Linked DNA regions of Homo sapiens: region 1 is linked to region 2. The links are chromatin contacts, found by Hi-C or POLR2A ChIA-PET in ENCODE. All regions are on one chromosome and are shown on one strand. Each heading gives the region's core, a stretch centred on a gene start or an enhancer-like site at or near the end of the contact. The rest is flanking DNA. Distances are from core to core; before and after follow the strand shown. Region 1 overlaps GALNT2 (polypeptide N-acetylgalactosaminyltransferase 2). Region 2 has its middle 21 kb from the start of ABCB10.

Region 1 (2,700 bases), core at 84-2,583, 510 kb after region 2:
TATCCATTCTAGATATTTCGTATAAATTGACTCAAGCACTGTGTGTCCTTTAGTGTCTGAGTTCTTCCACTTGCCATAGTTTTTGAGGTTCATTCAGGTAGTGGCATGTATCAACTTTCCCCCCCGACAGTTTTTATTATGGTAAAATACATATAACAAAACTGACCATTTTAACCATTTCTTTCTTTCTTTTTTTTTTTTTTTGAGATGGAGTCGCTCTGTGGCCCAGGATGGAGTGCAATGGTGTGATCTCGCCTCACAGCAACCTCCGCCTCCCGGGTTCAAGCGATTCTTCTGCCTTAGCCTCCTGAGTAGCTGGGACTACAGGTGCACACCACCATGCCCGGCTGTTTTTTGCGTGTGTGTGTGTGTGTTTTTAGTGGAGATGGGGTTTCGCCATGTTGGCCAGGCTGGTCTTGACCTCAAGTGATGTGCCCACCTCGGCCTCCCAAAGTGCTGGGATTACAGGTGTGAGCCGCAGTGCCCATAACCATTTCTAAGTGAACAGTTCAGTGACATTGTGTTCACATTGTTACCACCATCCGTCTTTAGAACTCTTTTCATCTAGCAAAACTGATACTCTGTACCCAAAAAACAGTAACTCTCCATTCTCCCTCCCTGCAGCCACTGGCGGCCAGGGTTCTACCTTCTGTCTCTGTGAATTTGACTCTTCTAGGTAGCTCATGTAAGTGGAGTCATTCAGTATTTATCCTTTTGAATTGGCTTATTTCACTTAGCATAATACCTACAAGGTTTATCCATGTAGCATGTGACAGGATTTCCTTTCTTTTTAAAGCTGGGTAATAGTTCATTCTATGGACATACAACGTTGTGTTTATACATTACGCTGCTAACACGTGCAACACATTTGCTATTCATCCTACTGTGAACACAGGTGTGCACATTTCCCTTCGAGACCCTGCTTTTCATTCTTTTGGGAGTACACCTGGTGGAACTGCTGGATCATATGGGAGTTCTGTTTTTTAATATACTGAGGAACCTCCATACTGCTTTCCACAGTGACTACACCAATTTTACATTCCCACCAACTGTACACAAGGGTTCCAGTTTCTCCACATCCTCACCAATACTTGTTATTTTCTGTTGTTTGATAGTAGCCATCCTAATGGATATGAAGTGGTATCTTGTGATTTTGATTATCATCTTTTTTTTGGATGAGGGAAAGTTTGACCCCATATGTGGGTGTCTGTCACCAAGATAGAATGAATGTAATTTCCAAGGAAAAATAATCCCAGGCAACCTCTTCTGGATTATGTCCCAACTGATTGGAAATGCTGGGAACTTTCTGTGGTTGAAGGACCTTGACATTTGTTGTCAAACTGCCTGTGAGTCACTTATCTTCTGGGGGAAAATAAACATAACCGTGTCTTCCAGTCTGAAGTGGGGTGGGTGGGTGATATGAAGCATTGCACACAGCAGAGCCTGCTGCCCCTCCACAGCCTCTGCAAATGCCGTGTGAAGGTGGTGGACCTGCTACCAGAACTGGTGTCCTGCTGTCTCTGTAGTTAACTCTTAGGAGAAATAACGGTTGTGTGTGTGGAGGTGAAGAATGGGAAGGGAAGGAGGGGTGGGGAGGGCTGGTGCTTCTGAGGTTCCCAAAGTTCCTGGACTCGAATTTTCTGTTGGCAAATAAGCTGGTCAGAACTTAGGAATGTGGTAAGTTGATCCAGGAAGAAGTTGAAGGTTTCTATCTGTGTTTTTCTGTGCGGTTGTGTATGTGTAACACGTTTGCAGAAATAGTTGAAGCTTATTATTTTCTTCAAAAGATCTTATTTTCTAGTGTGTAAATCACAGGTAATTAAATATGAGTTAAAGTAAGAGAGAGACCCTTGGGCTATCTCAGACTTAGCTTTGAGAGAGAGAATGATCATGGGTCTAAGGCATCACTCTTGGTTTTATAGGTTTGGAAACTCAATGTTATTAGTTCCATCTAGGAGTTATCAATGGGGGATTGGGGTTTACATGCATCAGAATTGTAAGATACTGCTAAGAATGACAGTTCATTAATTGATGAGAACTGTGCCTCGCTGAGAAAGCCAGCACTCCTGGGGTGTGTGTACTCCGCAGACCTTTTCTTTTGTTTGTTTCTTTCTTTCTTTTTTTTTTTGAGACGGAATCTCTGTTGCCCAGGCTGGAGTACAGTGGCACGATCTCAGCTCACTGCAGCCTCCGCCTCCTGGGTTCAATCTATTCTCCTGCCTCAGCCTCCCAAGTAGCTGGGATTACAGGTGTGTGTCACCACATACTAATTTTTTGTATTTTTTTTTTTTTTAGTAGAGACAGGGTTTCACCGTGTTGGCCAGGATGGTCTTGATCTCCTGACCTTGTGATACGGCCACCTTGGCCTCCCAAAGTGCTGGGATTACAGGTGTGAGCCATTGTGCCCGGTCCTCAGCAAACCTTTTCTATCGGCCTATTTCTATCTATTTTCTATCGGCCACCTTTTCTATTGGCCTATTTCCATCTGTCTGAGGAATCTTGATGCATCGGCCTTCTCGTTCTGGGGATCTTTCTGTGTATAGAATCAATACCCTCTCCTTAGGGTAGTGATGGAGATTGATTTTTCAAAAATCCCAACATGTAATTTATGAAATTATTGTTTCAGCTCCAGACTCTGTGCTCTGTTCTGCAGTGTTGGAGCTAGGACCGCACATCCCAGCTGCTTTGCCAGTGGCTTCC
Region 2 (2,700 bases), core at 114-2,613:
AGGAGAATCTAGAGCAAACATTGCTGATGTTCAACCTACTAGCAAACATTTCCATTCAATGATGTTGAGTCCCCACTATGAGCAAGGCATCTATTCACTGAAAAATGGAGTTATCAGGTGAACACCACCTCTACCTAACTGATCAATGAATCTCTGGTATCTAGCACAATGCCTGGCACACAATATATATTTTTACAAGTGGTAGTTTTTATTATTCCCTGATTTCTTTTTCTCCTTCCTTCCTTTCTTCTCTTTTCTTTCTTTTTTCTTTCTTTCTCTTTCTTTCTTTTTTTCTTTTTCTTTCTCTTTCCTTCCTCCCTTCCTCCCTTCCTTCCTTCCTCTTTCTTTTCCTTCCGTCCTTCCTTCGCTTCCTTCCTTCCCTCCCTCCCTCTTTTTCTCTTTCTCTCTTTCTTTCTTTCTTTCTTTCTTTCTTTTTTTCTTTCTTTCTCTTTTTCTTTTTCTTTCTTTCTCTTTCTTCAGTCTCACTCTGTTACCCAGGCTGGAGTGCAGTGGCATAATCTCAGCTCACTGCAACCTTCGCCTCCTGGGTTTTCAAGCGATTCTTCTGTCTCAGCCTCCCAAGTAGCTGGGATTACAGGCATGCACCACCATGCCTGGCTAATTTTTGTACTTTTTTAGTGGAGGTGGGGTTTCGCCATGTTGCCCAGGCTGGTCTCGAACCCCTGACCTCAGGTGATCCGCCCGCCTCGGCCTCCCAAATTCCTAGGATTACAGGCGTGAGCCACCATGCCCAGACCCTGATTTCTTCTTGTGTCTACTCCCACCCTCCCTCTGAAAATGTCCCAGAGCCCAAGAATCTATTAGCATTTGACTATAGCTTTGTTTTAGCTTCACATTGATTGTAATCTAAGGGCAAATCTGCTGCCACGGTGTGGCAGCAAAGAAATGAAAGGAAGTGTCTGGCAGCGCAGGGGAGAAATTGTGTTTCCTCCTTCTCCAAAGGTTCACCTTTTCTATTTCACCTTCATCATTCATAAGAAGGTGAAAGGATGCCAGGAGCAAGGCGGATCTACGGGACTTTTGAAAAGAAATGTACTGACCTTTGGCTGTAAAAACTGTGTCATGAGAACAGAAAGCCCTGAGAGAAGAAGTCAGAAAATAGAGAAAAGGGGAAGGGAAAATAACTCCTGGCCTGCCTCCAATTCATTTAAATATTGCTCAGAGCTCAGCAGAGCGGGATGAGAGACACTGGCAAGAGGCTGTGCTGCAGTAAATGAGAGAATCTCAGGTGTCCTTATAATGGCCCTGTTATGGATCGCAGCTTGGATGAGCACTTCACATAAATGCAAGGCCATTTCAGGACTCCCCAGCTGCAGTCAGCAGGCCCTCTGTATGCTTTGGCGTCTGCAGCTGGAAGGAAGCCTGCACAGCTCCCTTCTGTCCTCTCATTGTTCACAGGACAGCCATTCATGGGATCTATGGCGCACTCTGTGCTAGGGCAGAATGCCAGGGAAGAGCTGCCTGTCTTCAGCGCCCTTGCTGGGAACCACACGCCAGAACCCGACCCTGCCATGCTTTGTGCTTCAGGCAGCAGGACCCCACCCCTAACAGAGTCTCAAGTCAGACACTAAGCGATGATCACGACTTGGGAACTCAGCCAGGAAAGAAAAGACATACAGCTTGAAAACAATGTGGGAAATGGCTGAGAAAGAGAGGAAGATAAGAAATAAAGAGGGCTCTCTGAAGAGTGAGCTGAACTTTGGTTGTGACAGGTTCTCAATAGTACCAAAATCCATGAACTTTTTTTTTGAGGATTCAAAAAAGTTTATAATTAAAGAGAAATGCTTCTAATTAAGGAGACAGTTTTCTGTCTTTTGGGAGATGGGGTTTGTTTGTTTGTTTTTGATTTCTCTGTTATGCCTTTATATAATGAGCCCTTAACAAAGGTAATGATCATGAAGTAGATTACTACATGTACAGCACACTATGTTTCTGGGCATTTACTTATAGCTTGATATCTCCCCAAATTGCTTTACCTTTTTCTTCTTAGCTTGAGCAGAAATTACAGTATCTTGTCCCTCATTATACTTACCTATGGTTTTATTTATTATTATTTTTTCAGTTGGAGTTGCACTCTTGTCGCCTGGGCTGGAGAGCAATGGCGTGATCTCGGCTCACTGCAACCTCTGCCTCCCAGGTTCAAGTGATGATTCTCCTGCCTTAGCCTCCTGAGTAGCTGAGATCATAGGCGCCTGCCACCATGCCCAGCTAATTTTTGTATTTTTAGTAGAGACAGGGTTTCACCATGATGGCTGGGCTGGTCTCGAACTCCTGACCTCAGGCGATCCACCTGAGTCAGCCTCCCAAAGTGCTGGGTTTACGGGCATGAGCCACCACGCCCGGCCTATTCTTCTTTTTTTAAATCTAAATTTTATTTTTAGAGACAGGGTCTCACTCTGTTGCACAAGCTGGAGTGCAGTGGCACAATCATGGCTCACTGCAGCCTTGAACTTCTGGGCTCAAATGCTACTCCCACTTCTAACTCCTGAGTAGCTGGGACTATAGGCACATGCCACCATGTCTGGCTATTTTTTAATTTTTTTTTTCTTTTTTTTTTTTTGTAGAGACAGGGTTTCATTATTTTGCCCAGGCTGGTCTCGAACTCACGGCCTCAAGCAATCCTCCCAAAGTTCTGGGATTACAGGCATCAGCCACCGCACCTGGCCTGGTTTTATTCTG

What was found. A loop is a pair of places that touch in the nucleus more often than their neighbours do. ChIA-PET counts read pairs that join two places held with the same protein, here RNA polymerase II (POLR2A). Pooled maps may share reads with other maps.
Region 1: a map of MCF 10A shows a loop between it and region 2 (2.4-fold over the local background). The contact joins two enhancer-like sites. A Hi-C loop is called at or near these places in 1 of 168 maps with a recorded cell type or tissue (MCF 10A) and 1 of 50 pooled maps. POLR2A ChIA-PET finds 5 or more read pairs at or near these places in 1 of 52 experiments (HEK293).

What each region holds. Positions count from the first base shown.
Region 1 is chr1:230,088,963-230,091,662 of GRCh38, forward strand. The region is part of intron 1 of GALNT2 (polypeptide N-acetylgalactosaminyltransferase 2); the gene reads left to right. Among named protein-coding and RNA genes, the nearest start is that of GALNT2, 23 kb to the left of the region's middle. Within about 2 kb of position 1,334, at least 3 of the 41 ENCODE cell types and tissues checked have a DNase peak (open chromatin) inside an H3K27ac peak, as active enhancers do.
Region 2 is chr1:229,578,013-229,580,712 of GRCh38, forward strand. No RefSeq gene overlaps it. Among named protein-coding and RNA genes, the nearest start is that of ABCB10, 21 kb to the left of the region's middle. Within about 2 kb of position 1,364, at least 16 of the 41 ENCODE cell types and tissues checked have a DNase peak (open chromatin) inside an H3K27ac peak, as active enhancers do.